4 separate regions of the Homo sapiens genome follow, and all the other regions are linked to region 3. A link is a contact called in ENCODE Hi-C or POLR2A ChIA-PET data. All regions are on one chromosome and are shown on one strand. The core of a region is the stretch at or near the end of the contact, and the rest is flanking DNA. Distances in the headings are between cores, read along the strand shown.

Region 1 (3,335 bases), core at 575-3,074, 1.2 Mb after region 3:
TATAACGTATACGGCCCTTCCACCAGTTCCAGACAGTAACGTGATCACAGTATGTTTCACCTTGGGGGTCCAGCCCCACTTAATCTACTGAAACAATGTCAGGGTGGGCTTGGGGTGGAAAACAGCAGCTATAGTATTCTGGAAAAGCTCTCTAGGAGGTTTTTTGTTTGTTTTTTGTTTTGTTTTTGAGACCAAGTCTTGCTCTGTTGCCCAGGCTGGAGTGCAATGGCGCGATCTTGGCTCACTGCAACCTCCACCTCCCAGGTTCAAACAATTCTCATGCCTCGAGCCTCCTGAGAAGCTGGGATTACAGGTCCCCACCACCACGCCCGGCTAATTTTTTTTGCATTTTTAGTAGAGACGGGCTTTCAACCATGTTGGCCAGGCTGGTCTCGAACTCCTGACCTCAAGTGATCCACCGACCTCGGCCTTCCAAAGTGCTGGGATTATGGGAGTGAGCCACTGCGCCTGGCCTCCCTAGGGAGGTTCTATTACTCCTGAAAAGTGAAGAATTACAGGTGAATGTTGATAGGTATGCAAAAGATACTCTGACCTGTTTAAAAAAAAAAAAGATACTCTCAGCTTTAAAGTTTAACGGTTAAGAGCACAGATTCTGGAGTCAGACACACCCAGGTACCAGATACATTACTTGTCTTTATAAATCCACTGTCCAGAGGCCGGGTGAGGTGGCTCACGCCTGTAATCCTAGCACTTTGGGAGGCCAAGATGGGCGGATTGCCTGAGCTCAGGAGTTCGAGACCAGCCTGGGCAACATAGTGAAACCCCCGTCTCTACTAAAATACAAAAAAAACTAGTGGAGCGTGGTAGTGGGCGCCTGTGATCCCAGCTACGTGGGAGGCTGAGGCACGAGAATCGCTTGAACCCGGGAGGTGGAGGTTGCAGTGAGCAGAGACCGTGCCGTCTCAAAAAAAAAAAAAAAAAAAAATCCACTGTCCAGAAGGGATGTGCCTTGGTCTCTGGACTTACCAGCACAGTGAGCCTGGCACCACCTGGAGGGCCACCGGAAGGAGCCCCATCCCCAGGGGTTCTGAGTCAGTAGGCGTGGAATGGGGGCCGAGAACCTGCGCCTCTACCCAGTTCCCAGGCGATACGGCCGCTGCTGATCCGGAAGCTCACTTTGTGAACCACTGACGCAGCACATGGTGAGGACGCTGTATGTGAACACTCAGATATCCTGATACCTAACCCAATCCTTGTATTTGCCGCCCAGGAGTCCCCGGTTGGGTCCACCTTGCTATACGGCCTCAGAATCTCATTTCCTCTTTTGGGGTCTCAGGGCTCTCGTGTGCCAAAAGAGGGTGCTGGGCAAGATGAAATGGTTAGTTATTACAGAAGAGTTAACATCTTCAACAAGGCCCTACAGAACTTGCAGGGTTAGGGGAGAAAATAAGCGGGCTAAATCCTGTGGGGCAGCTTGGAGCTACCCTGGAGCAAGGTCTGGGCTCAGCAGGCGAGTAGGTCGCAAGGAAAGGTAGAGCCGCTCCTGCCCCACTCGCTGCTCGAGGGGCAGCTGTGGCCGACTGGGCGACGCTGACGTCCAGCCTCGGTTTTCCCCTACCTCCTCGGTCTCCACAGCGCCTCCTGGCGCCCATGTCACCGTTCTACCAAGATTGTCCCTCCCCTCACACCTTACCGCGAGCCCGGCGGATGCTGACGTCATTTCCGCCACGAGTAGCGCGCTTGCGCCAAGGCGCCGGTCGCTGTTTCACTCGGATGGCTTCGCGGTCGCCGATTGGCTGCGTGAGCACGTCGGCGGGAGGGCGCGCGACACTGCACCGCCCCTCCCTTCGCGGCGCCTGCTCTGTAGAGCCGGCGGAACCGGGTAGCTTGGCCAGGTTGTGAGGAACCGCAGCGCGCCGCAGGACCGGGCCGCTGAGCCTGCAGCCGCCCCGCGCCGTGACCTGCGACCCTAGACCCCGACTCCCTTTGGCTCAGCCCGCGCGCCCCAGGCCCGGCCCGGGCGGCGCGACGGGAGGATGAGCGGCGGGCGGCGGAAGGAGGAGCCGCCTCAGCCGCAGCTGGCCAACGGGGCCCTCAAAGTCTCCGTCTGGAGTAAGGTGCTGCGGAGCGACGCGGCCTGGGAGGATAAGGTACGGTGGAGTCTGAACAGGGCGCGGGTGCGAGGAGTCGGCTGGGACTCGGGGAACGGAAGACTGGCGCGGGCCTGCCCTCGTCCTCGTTCCGGCACAATCGAGTAGGGCAGTGGGGCGGGTGGCCCAAGGGTGTCAGAGCAAACTTGGCGGGCACTGGGCGGACAGCTGGGCTTGGAGCTCCCCGAAGGGTGGCCTAAGGATGAAGCCCCCTAGTTATGCGGAATTGGCGAGGAGCGGGGAGAGGCGTTGTCATTCGCGGGCAGGGTTTGTGCCTGAACTGGGAAAGGGAGCTGAATTCGATTCGGCCTCCGCCTTTTATGTGCAGTAGGGTTTTGAGTAGGTTACTTGTTTCTTTCGAATTAAGTAGCACAAACATTAACAGTAACAGACTTCTGCTGAGAATGCTTTCTACGTGCCAGGTGCTCTGCAAGCGGAATCTCGTTTAACTCAGAATAACTCTGAAGTGGGGTACTGTGGTACATTAAAGCCTTTTGCACATAGTGAGGCTCGCTAATCTTGAGCTGCTGTTGCTTGTTGAATGTAAAGGACCGAATACTTTGATAAGCATGAGTCAAGAGGGGAGACTGAGACCACCCGCTGGGTGAGTGTGAGGTGTGGGGGTGGAGAAACGCCACCAGATATGTGCGAGAATTGGTTGGGACTTCAGAACGTTCTTACTCGTCCCATTCGGAGGATGCTTCGTAACTCTGCTCCATGATCTGGAAGGGGCCATCACAAACAGCTTGATTCCAGGTAGCTTGAAAAGCGTATTATATTTGCAGTCATTTCTTGGTTTTCTGGGCTGCCGAAGTGGATTTTCCTTCCTGAAGTTCCTGTAAAGGGGGATGGGAGGCACTTCCTGAAGGTGCCCTTGTTCTGCCCCCAGCCCTGCCCAGCTCTTGCAAAACCTGCAGTCTCTAATCTGCTGTGTCATTTCTTTCTTTTCTTGTATAAGGACTGGTTTCTGGAATCTAGGGCAGATCAGAAACCTGAGTCGTCTGTGTTCTTCCATTAAACTTAAATATAGTGGCACCTGCCTCCAGCATTTATGGTTCTAATCCGTATGTGCGGCCAGTAGCACAATTATTATCACAGTCATTTCATTACAGGCCATATTATATATGCACCTCTAGAATTTTGATTTAGAGCACAGATTCTGGAAGTGATCGCTTAATGATGTCTAAATGTATCTTTTTTTTTTTTTTTTTTTGAGACGGAGTT
Region 2 (3,101 bases), core at 351-2,850, 1.1 Mb after region 3:
TACGCATACAGGAGAAAAACGCCTAGTGCGGAGTTCAAGCTCAGCAGCCACTACCAGAGCCCCCTCTCCAGGCTCACCTGGTCGCACCCATTTCCCCCTGGGGCTCCCCTCTTCTGAAGGTCCCTGTCCCATACATTTCCTAGAGGCCAAGGCCCATTGGTTTTACATTTCTTACCTAAGGCAACCCAGACGTGGCTTTTTCTTTCACAGGGCCGTGGGGGGAGCACCACTTCCCCGGCCAAAAAAATTGTTTCTGACCCACACTCTGGGCCTTATTTTCCCTGTCTGTGAAATGGAGAGCAACAGGCAGTGCCACTGACATTTCACCCGCTGCCGTGAGGAGGTTTTTAACATTTGCAGGAAGTCTGGCTTCTATGGGGTGTCCAGGTGAAACCTTAACAATCTTTAATCAGCATTCTGATTGGCTTAAGGCTTGTTTGGAAAAAATTAAGAGTTTTGTTCCTAGAGTTCTCCATTGCTAAAGGGTAATTAAGTCCAAAAGCTGTTTTCAAAGCGATTTCCAAGCTCAAGGGCCCTAGATATCTGGACCTAGCCGTGTCCGGGTACAGGGCTGGGGGGCGTGGGGGGATGCCCTAAGAGGCTGGTTAACAGAAATATCACAGTATGTGGTACCCACAGCAGAGAGCAGGGAAGAATGTACTGACTGGGGTGGGGGAGGCCAAGGAAAACCTTCTGGAGTAGGGTGTAACTGGCAGAAGAGGAAAAAGAAACCAGACAGGAACTCCGGGAGCTCCTGGACTGATCGTTTAAGGCCGGGCACAAGGGGTAAGGGATCAGGCTTCACTATCGACCGACCTGGGCTGAATGATACCGGTTGACTGTGTGACAAAAGCAAATCAAGAACCTCTCTGCGGCTCATGAGTAAGCCAGAGACTTACATAGGACAACACATACCCTATCACCCGAGGATGAGACGGGATGACACACACGAAGTGCCCCGCACAGCGTCGTTGTAAAGCGTTGGCTGTTTTCACCTCTGGCCGCCCCCTGTGAGCCCGATCATGTGCTTTTTGGGCTTAGGTCGGAGGCGGCCTCCCAGATTCTACAGGCCATTGAGGTCGTAACAAGCGTCTCCATCAGAGCCTAGTCCTTAACTAGCTGCGGGTAAGTGCCCGGACTAAGTGGCCTCAGTTTCCCCTCGAAGCAACGGGACCAATCGCACCGCCGGCAGGACATCTTGTGCGGGGCGCGAAGTGACAAAAGTCAGGATTTGCAGAAGTTCCCACTCGGTAACGACCCCCACCCCGGCAAGGAGCACAGTAGGCGCTCCGGAAACGCCCTCCACGAGGAGGGCCGGGCCACTTCCTGCCCCCGAGCGGGCTCTCCCCGGCGGAGGCTCCCACCGCCGCTATGGGTAGGCCATGCAGCATTCCTGAGGGCGGGGTGGGCGCAGGAAGAAGGTGCCCGCGGCCCCGCCCCCTCCGGGCGCGCTGGGCGGGGCGAAGCCCCTCGGCGCCGACGGCCCGCCCCGCGGGGGGTGGGCGCAGCTCGTCGCGCTCCGCACAAAGTTTGTTTTCTCCCTCCGGGCGGGTGGGGGAGGGCGCAGAGGGCGCGGGGGGAGGAGAGGGGATCTGACGTCAGGCCGCGAGGTGCTTTCCAGCCGCGAGCTGTCAGGCCGAGTGTCAGGCCGGGCAGGTACGCGGCGCGCGCCCCCGGCGCCCCCCGCTCCCCGCCGGGACGCCCCGCGCCGAGCCGGAGGCCGCGTGGACCCGAAAGCCGCTGGGAAAAGTCAGTGCAGGGAGCAGCAGAGGGCCAGATGGGGGTGGGGGCGCGCGGACAACTTGGAAAGTTTCTTTTTCTCGGCCGGACGGGGAGGGGGCGTCGTCCTGGCGCGTGCGGTAGGGGGTGTGTGAGCTCGGGGGTGTTTGTGAGTCCCGACGGCCCCCGGGGGGTGTTTGTGAGTCCCGACGGCGCTGCGCTCCGGGGGCCGGTGGGGGACTGTTCCAGCCCCCGGGAGGAAGCCCGCTTGGGGCCCTGGTGGGGGGCCCAGCTTCATAGGATCCCACCCCAGGAGAGGGCCGATCCTGCACCGGACCTGAGTGAGCGCGCGGGGGGACGGATTTGTTTGGTTTCAAAAGTGCACGTTGCTAACCGCCAGCAGGGCCCCCCCGCCGCCGAGCCGGACAGGGGGCGGCCGAGAGTGACAGCTGGGGGTGGGGGCCGCGGGAAGGGCCCGGAGCGGGGGGGCCCTGGGGAGCCCGCGCGAGTTCCCCTTTCCTTTGGAACAAAGGAAAGTCTGTCTCCGAGGCATCTGTCACTCCCAGGCTGGCCAAGGAAGCGGGGCGCGTGGGGCCGGCGCCCCGGAGAAAGTTTGTTCGCGCCGGGACCCTCGGGCAGGCCGAAGGTGATCCAAGCCTCCCGCGGGAGAAGCGCGTAGTCTCCGGGGCAGGGGGCGGCCAACATGGAGTCTGGGCGCAGGGCTGGGGGGGGGGGGGCGGCGCGGAGGTGGGAGCCCAGCCCCCTCCCCTCCCTTCCCCTCCCCTCCCCCTCCGGGCCCAGTTCGGAGCACAAAGCCGAGCGCGCACGCTCCGCCGTCCCCGCGCCCCGAAGAGTCGGCCAGCCCCGAACTGCCGGAGTAGGGGTGGGAACCAAACTTTTTCCTGCCCCGGGACAGACACGTGAGTTTTCTTTCTTCCAGAGCCCCCGTCCCACCGGGATGGCGGGCCCGCGCGGGAGCTGGTGCGCGGAGTCGGCCCGGGGTGTGGGGACTGTGGGGTGCAAGCGCCCCGAGCGCCGGACGATTCCTCGCCGACCCAGGAGCCATGTGCTCCGACTCGGTCTGGGCCGCGGGGGAGGTTGCGCGCTTTGTCTGAACTGCTGGGAATGCGGGCGTGAGTGCGCGGCCCGGGGGAGTGTCGGGACCAGCTAGGGGAGTTGTCAGAAAGTTCGTGCGGGAGTGGCTGCAGGTGGCGTCGTGGGAGTCTGTAGGAGGGTGTACGGGATGTTGTGTCGAGGGGTTGCTGCCACAGGTCACTGAGGGTAGAACTGATTGTTAGTGTGATGACGCCTGGAGTTTTCCCTGTCGGAGAGATCGGGGGTGGCCGGGTCGGTTGGAGTTCGTGGGTGGGCGGGTACAGAAG
Region 3 (3,292 bases), core at 606-3,105:
CTTTTAAGCGTTCCTTTCTCAGGTTACCTTTGGCTGTGGATTAACCTGAAGCCTTGCTGTTTCACTCGAGCTATCCACTCATTCACCCATTCACTCAGCACTTATTGAGCACCTATTTTGTACCAGGCCTTGTGCTGAGCGCTATAGTCAGATGACCAAATTACAGTCTCTACGCTCAAGCTCACAATCTCATGCAGCGCTTCCTAAAACGTGTTCCCAATTATCAGAATCACCCTGGGTACTTTCTAAAATGCAGATTCCTGGACTCCACCCCCGGTTTAGGGATTCTCTGGGGGTGGAAACCAAGAGTCTGCATTTACCAGTTTTGTTTTTAATTCCTACTAAAAATTGAGAACCACTGAGTGCAAGAGTGAGGCAGGTAAATGGAGTTTACAACTCTAAGAAAGTGCATTAACAATTTATACACAAGGCCGGGCGCGGTGGCTCACGCCTGTAATCCCAGCCCTTTGGGAGGCCGAGGCGGGAGGATCACGAGGTCAAGAGAGATCGAGACCATCCTGGCCAACATGGTGAAATCCTGTCTCTACTAAAAATACAAAAATTAGCCGGGCGTGGTGGCGGGCGCCTGTAGTCCCAGCTACTCGGGAGGCTGAGGCAGGAGAATTACTTGAACCTGGGAGGCAGAGGTTGCAGTGAGCCGAGATCGTGCCAATGCACTCCAGCCTGGCGACAGAGCAAGACTCCATTTCAAAAAAAAAAAAAAAAATTTATACACAAAATGCTACAGGAATAACGCATGGGTCCTATTGGGAAGAAAAAGTTCTCTAGAAGTCAGGCTTAAGCAGAACTGCAGCTCCGGGACGGATTAAGTCAGGTAAAGGTAACACTCTGTGCAGAGACATGCAGACAAAACCGAGTGTTGAGTAAGTAACTCGCCTGTAAGTGTTATGCTGCCTGAAGCTTCTCGGAGCGTCTGAGCAGCAAGGTGAACAACCCTCAGAAACCGGTCGCGCTGCCAGTATTATCGCTAACCAGTGGCAGCGAGCCCCTTTGTTTCTCGGCAGTTGTAATTGTAGTCTGGTTTGTAGGTGGAGCTGTGCGCAGGCGCACCTAGAACCAGGTGACCTTGCACATGCGCTGTATGTAACACTGAAGCCAAAAGCGAAATGATTGAGGGCAATTTTTCTTTTCTGCTTCCGAAATGTCCCTTTCGCGAATCCAGAGACCCTGACCGTCCCCATTTCTGGCTAGGGATCTTATAATTCTTAAAATAATACCCCCTTTCCTTCAGGGCCTCTCTAGTAAGTCGGCTGCCAATACCCAACATGGCGGGAGGCCCTGCGCCGGCTCAGTCTGCCTATAGGTGCAGGACTTGGAGGGGCGGGCCCCTCCCAAAGGGCGGGAGTTTGGGGGGGCGGGGCCTGGCCCTCTGCCTCGGGGTGGGCTCCGCCCCCGTCCCCCGCAGGGCCTTAGCAGCGGCTGCCGCAGCTCAATCGCGGAGCAACTAGCCGGGCGTCTGCGGGAGCCGAGCGTGGTGAGGTGGGGCCTCAGGGGCAGGTGGGAGGTGCTCGGGTTAACCGTCCGAGGCCCGGAGACCCGCCCGTCTAGGGCGCCTGAGGGAATCCCGTTCGGGCAGCGGCCTCTTGTTACCCGGGAGGAACCCGAGGCCCAGAGAGGGGCTGGGACGCGTCGTTAGGGCCCGGGGCCCGCTTGCCTCAGCTTCTTGCTGCCGCCAGCACGCTAAGCTCCAGTCGGCGCCGAAGGAGAGCTTCCCGACCCTCGTGTCCAGTAGCCGCAATCCCAGGCTGGGAGGGTGAGGCGCCGCGCTCTGCCGCCCCCCCGCCCCTCGCTCCCTGTGTCCTGGCGGATTTGCACGTAATCTATCCGAAAGCCCAGTCCCACCCGCCACCCGACTCTGGAGCTCCCATTCTTCAGGACCCTGCTGAAGTATCGCTTCTCAGCCGCCTTCTCCAGGCGCAGCTGCATTCGCTTCTCGGTTTTTGCACTCGCTGTGCACCGAGTTACTTTCCCGGCCCCTCGTTGACACCGTAAGCTCGTTCGTTAGATGTTATGCCTTGCCTTTTTCATCTCTAGATCCCAGGGCCTAGCACGTGATGATAATAGTCATGGCTTACTGTACGGAATGATCACAAATTGTCAGGTGCTACTGAATGCATTACACATAAGGGCCCATTTATTTATTTATTTAGAGACGGAGTTTCGCGCTTGTTGCCCAGGCTGGAGTGCAATGGCGCGATCTCGGCTCACCTCAACCTCCGCCTCCCGGGTTCAAGCGATTCTCCTGCCTCAGCCTCCCAAGTAGCTGGGATTGCAGGCATGCGCCACCACACCCGGCTAATTTTATGTTTTTAGTAGAGACGGGGTTTCTCCATGTTGGTCAGGCTGATCTCGAACTCCCGACCTCAGGTGATCCGCCCGCTTCGGCCTCCCAAAGTGCTGGGATTACAGGCGTGAGCCACCGCGCTCAGCCAAAGGCCTATTTAATCTTCCCAACAATCCTATGGGGTGAGTTCTTTCTATAGCTTCACGTTTTACCCATGAAGAAACTGAGGTATTCATAGAAAAAGTAATTTGCCAGGAGTCCCACAACTAATAAGTGGATGGAGCTGGGAAACTGTCCCCAGGGCATTTGATGACTTGACTAGATTGCCTTTGGGTTTAATCAACGTCTGTTGAATTGATCTTTACTTTGGCCCTGGGAGTTATTGGAGGCTAGGCTTGTGATCAGTATTTTACCGCGAAGGCTTAGAAAGGAGAACTGGTCCCAGATTTATAGAGGTCACAACAAAACCAAGGCTACTGGTACGCCCTCTGTTCCTTTAGTTCTTCTATCTTTCTTTGCTCCTTTTCGATCAGAAAGCTGCAGACATAGGTGTCATTATCGCTCACTATTTAAGAAGTGCCCCTCACAGAGCTGTGAGTTCGTAGTCCATGCTTTAACTAATGTAATGTTCATGCTTTAACAGCTAATGTAATGGAGAGAGTGTAGAATTTGGAATCAGATTGGGGTTCAGTCATTGCTCTGCCACTGACCAAGCTATAAGTTATATGCCTCCCCCCACTTTTTTTTTTTTTTTTGAGACCTGGTCTCAGTCACCCAGGCTGGAGTGCAGTGGTGCGATCTGGGTTCACTGGAACATCCTGTCTCCCAGGTTCAGGCGATTCTCCCGCCTCAGCCTCCTGAGTAGCTGGGATTACAGGCGCCCGCCACCGTGCCTGGCTAATTTTTGTATTTCTAGGAGAGATGGGGTTTTGCCATGTTGGCCAAGCTGGTCTCGAACTCCTGGCCTCAAATGATCTGCCCAACTCA
Region 4 (3,043 bases), core at 502-3,001, 1.1 Mb before region 3:
AAGAAAAAAGGATCATTCTCAGTAGAGGGAGCAGCATGTTTAGAGGAATGAAAGTACATGGCCCATGTGAGGAACAGCAAATAACTAAGGGTGGCTAGAATATAGAACTTTGGTAAGATTTGTTTTAGTAGGAGGCTGGAAGGGTAAGTTATAGCTGCATACTAAGCAAGGTAAAATGCCCCATAAGAGTTTAAACTTCATTTTTCAGGCAATAAAGAATCATTTAAGTAATGACATTAATGACATGATCACATCTATTCTAGGAAAATAATTCTGGTGGCTGTGAGGGGTTGGATTGGAGAAGTGAGAGTAAAAACAGTTGTTTAGAGGCCTCTCATAGTAGCCCAGGTGTCAGATGAGACTGACATTTTTCTGGTCCTTTTTCTTCCGGTTTATAATGTATAGTTTTTTATTTTTTTGTTTAATTTACTGTGGGACTTTAGTTTTCAGAAAGTAGTACATTGATTTATTTTATATTTGTAATATTATGACTATAACACAAGGTTTTGTTCAATCTAGACTTTGAGATTTGAATACTGAAATAATTTCTCCTGTCCAGGTTTTGCAGTGTGACCCTTGGGCAAATTTTTAAATTTCACAGAGCTTCTGTCTTTTTTTTTTTTTTTTTTTTTGAGATGGAGTTTCACCCTTGTCACCCAGGCTGGAGTGCAATGGCATGATCTCAGCTCACTACAACCTCTGCCTCCCGGGTTGCAGTGATTCTCCTGCCTCAGCCTCCTGAGTAGCTGGGATTACAGGCGCCTGCCACCATGTCTGGCTAATTTTTGTATTTTTAGTAGAGACAGGGTTTCACCATGTTTGTCAAGCTGGCTCCTGACCCCCGTTGATCCTTTTGACTGAGACTTCCAAAGTGCTGGGATTACAGGTGTGAGCCACCACGTTCGGCCGCTTCTCTTTTTATGTGTAAAAATTAGGACAGTAATACCTGTTTCGCAGAATAGGTATTGATATTGAAATGACATTTACGTGCAGGCACATGGTAAATACTAAAATTGGTGCTCCTCCACCCCCATGTAAAGTTTGTTAGGCCAGGCCTGGTGGCTCATGCCTGTAATTCCACCACTTTGGTAGGCCTAGGTAAGTGGATCTCTTGAGCCCAGGAGTACAAGACCAACTTGGGCAACATGTCAAAAGCTTGTCTCTACCAGAAAAAAAATACAAAAATTTCCTGGATGTGGTGGCACGCACCTGTAGTCCCAGCCACTTGGGAGGCTGAGATGGGAGGATGGCTTGAGCCCAGGAGGTAGAGGTGGTTGCAGTGACCTGAGATTGTGCCACTATTCTCCAGCCTGGGTGACAGAACCAGACCCTGTCTCAAAAAAAAAAAAAAAAAAAAAAAGGTTTCAGTGGGGTTTGGTAGGATTATGTAGCAAAATTGCTTTCACAAATTTGAATCCAGCTGGGCACAGTGGCTCACGCCTGTAATTCCAACACTTTGAGGGGCCGAGGCAAGTGGATCACCTGAGGTCAGGAGTTTGACACCAGCCTGACCAACATGGTGAAACCCCGTTTCTACTAAAAATACAAACATTAGCTGGGTGTGGCGGCGCGTGCCTATAACCCCAGCTGCTTGGGAGGCTGAGGCAGGAGAATCGCTTGAACCCGGCAGGCGGAGGTTGCAATGAGCTAAGATTGTGCCATTGCACTCTAGCCTGGGCAACAAGAGCGAAACTCCTATCTCAAAAAAAAAAAAAAGTTTGAATCCTAGAAAGCCCCAACAGGGGCAGATCATTTCCTTCCTGTCAGCCTTGCGTTGCTCTTTGTTCTAGGTTTAATCAGTTTCAGAGTGCCACAAGAGGCCCTGAAATATAATGAGTGTATGTATAATTGTTTGGGCTATTTCACCTTTTCTTAGACCAGAAATGTATTAAAAGTAGAAATTTTATGTTTTTCTGTGTAATCCTGTGATTAAATTTGGCTCTATATTAAGCACTAGAGCTTTGATTTAATAGTACTTTTTTTTTATTTTTTATTTTTTAATAGAGATGAGGTCTCACTGTGTTGTCCAGGCTGGTCTTAAACTCCTGGGCTCAAGTGATCCTCCCGCCTGGGTCTCCCAAAGTGCTGGTATTACGTGCCCGGCCTATTACATTTTAATCAGAGATAGCTCTGGTCCCCACTTGAATATTTTTTATTCTGAAAAAGACTTTCTATTTCATGTTTCCACTTAGATGTCTCAGCATCTGGCATCTGAAACAATTTTTTTTTTTTTTTAAAAGACAGTTTTGCTCTGTTGCCCAGGCTGGATTGCAGTGGTGCAATCACAGCTCACTGCAGCCTTGACCTCCCAGGCTTAAGCGATCCTCCTGCCTCAGCCTCCCCCCAGCAGCTGGGACTACAGGTGCACGCCATCATGCCTGGCTAATTTTTAAAATTATCTTTTGTAGAGACGGGGGTCTCACTATGTTGACCAGGCTTTGTTCAAACTCCTGGGCCTCAAGTGATCTTCCTGCCTCAGCCTCCCAAAGTGCTGGGATTACAAGTGTGAACCACCATGCTTGATCTTGTCTATTTGTCTAGCCTTCTCTTGCAACTCTTCTTTTTCTTCAGTCAGTCATTCTGTGGCTAGCTTGAATGCCAGCAAAAAGGCACATAAGCCTAAAAGGATGGAAGTATTTGATATATGTAAAGTCAGAGTTTCAGGGCCACCACCTGGGACTATGCCTGCTTAGATATCCAGACTTTGGACTATATATTAAGCTGCTGCTTCTTTTTTTTTTTTTTTTCGAGATGGAGTCTTGCTCTGTCACCCAGGCTGGAGTGCAGTGGCGCAATCGCGGCTCACTGCAATCTCCGCCTCCCAGGTTCACACCATTCTCCTGCCTCAGCCTCCCGAGTAGCTGGGACTACAGGCGCTCGCCACCACGCCCGGCTAATTTTTTGTATTTTTAGTAGAGACAGGGTTTCACCATGTTAGCCAGGATGGTCTCGATCTCCTGACCTCGTGATCCGCCCGTCTCAGTCTCCCAAAGTGCTGGGATTACAGGCGTGAGCCACCGCACCCGGCTATATTAAGCTTCTT

What was found. Hi-C counts contacts between places; a loop is a spot of excess contacts on that map. ChIA-PET counts read pairs that join two places held with the same protein, here RNA polymerase II (POLR2A). Pooled maps may share reads with other maps.
Region 1: a pooled map shows a loop between it and region 3 (7-fold over the local background). The contact joins the promoter of RAB5IF here to the promoter of CEP250 in region 3. A Hi-C loop is called at or near these places in 4 of 50 pooled maps. POLR2A ChIA-PET finds 5 or more read pairs at or near these places in 2 of 52 experiments (A673 and activated CD4-positive, alpha-beta T cell).
Region 2: a loop to region 3 is called in a map of PC-9, with 8 times the contacts of the local background. The contact joins the promoter of TGIF2 here to the promoter of CEP250 in region 3. A Hi-C loop is called at or near these places in 1 of 168 maps with a recorded cell type or tissue (PC-9) and 4 of 50 pooled maps. POLR2A ChIA-PET finds 5 or more read pairs at or near these places in 5 of 52 experiments (Caco-2, GM12878, HEK293T and 2 more).
Region 4: a loop to region 3 is called in a pooled map, with 3 times the contacts of the local background. The contact joins the enhancer-like site here to the promoter of CEP250 in region 3. A Hi-C loop is called at or near these places in 1 of 50 pooled maps. POLR2A ChIA-PET finds 5 or more read pairs at or near these places in 2 of 52 experiments (Caco-2 and WTC11).

The regions. Positions count from the first base shown.
Region 1 is chr20:36,603,955-36,607,289 of GRCh38, forward strand. It overlaps RAB5IF (RAB5 interacting factor), which reads left to right and starts at 1,825. Exons shown (of 4, transcript NM_018840.5): 1 at 1,825-2,111. The coding sequence starts at 1,998. All of the region lies in intron 2 of TGIF2-RAB5IF (TGIF2-RAB5IF readthrough), which reads left to right. RefSeq lists enhancers at 699-748, 1,479-1,618, 2,970-3,335 and silencers at 740-1,139, 1,819-2,128.
Region 2 is chr20:36,571,997-36,575,097 of GRCh38, forward strand. TGIF2 (TGFB induced factor homeobox 2) reads left to right here and starts at 1,601. Exons shown (of 3, transcript NM_021809.7): 1 at 1,601-1,749. It overlaps TGIF2-RAB5IF (TGIF2-RAB5IF readthrough), which reads left to right and starts at 2,519. Exons shown (of 5, transcript NM_001199535.2): 1 at 2,519-2,639. It overlaps DLGAP4-AS1 (DLGAP4 antisense RNA 1), which reads right to left and starts at 1,279. Exons shown (of 5, transcript NR_109939.1): 1 at 916-1,279. RefSeq lists enhancers at 1-99, 718-777 and silencers at 1,278-1,597, 1,628-1,717, 1,788-1,957.
Region 3 is chr20:35,453,743-35,457,034 of GRCh38, forward strand. CEP250 (centrosomal protein 250) reads left to right here and starts at 1,856. Exons shown (of 35, transcript NM_007186.6): 1 at 1,856-2,009. It overlaps MIR1289-1 (microRNA 1289-1), which reads right to left and starts at 355; the gene lies at 212-355. It also overlaps a transcript of GDF5 not described here. RefSeq lists enhancers at 791-840, 1,101-1,250 and a silencer at 1,271-1,650.
Region 4 is chr20:34,403,805-34,406,847 of GRCh38, forward strand. All of the region lies in intron 3 of ITCH (itchy E3 ubiquitin protein ligase), which reads left to right. Among named protein-coding and RNA genes, the nearest start is that of ITCH, 42 kb to the left of the region's middle. Within about 2 kb of position 1,752, at least 6 of the 41 ENCODE cell types and tissues checked have a DNase peak (open chromatin) inside an H3K27ac peak, as active enhancers do.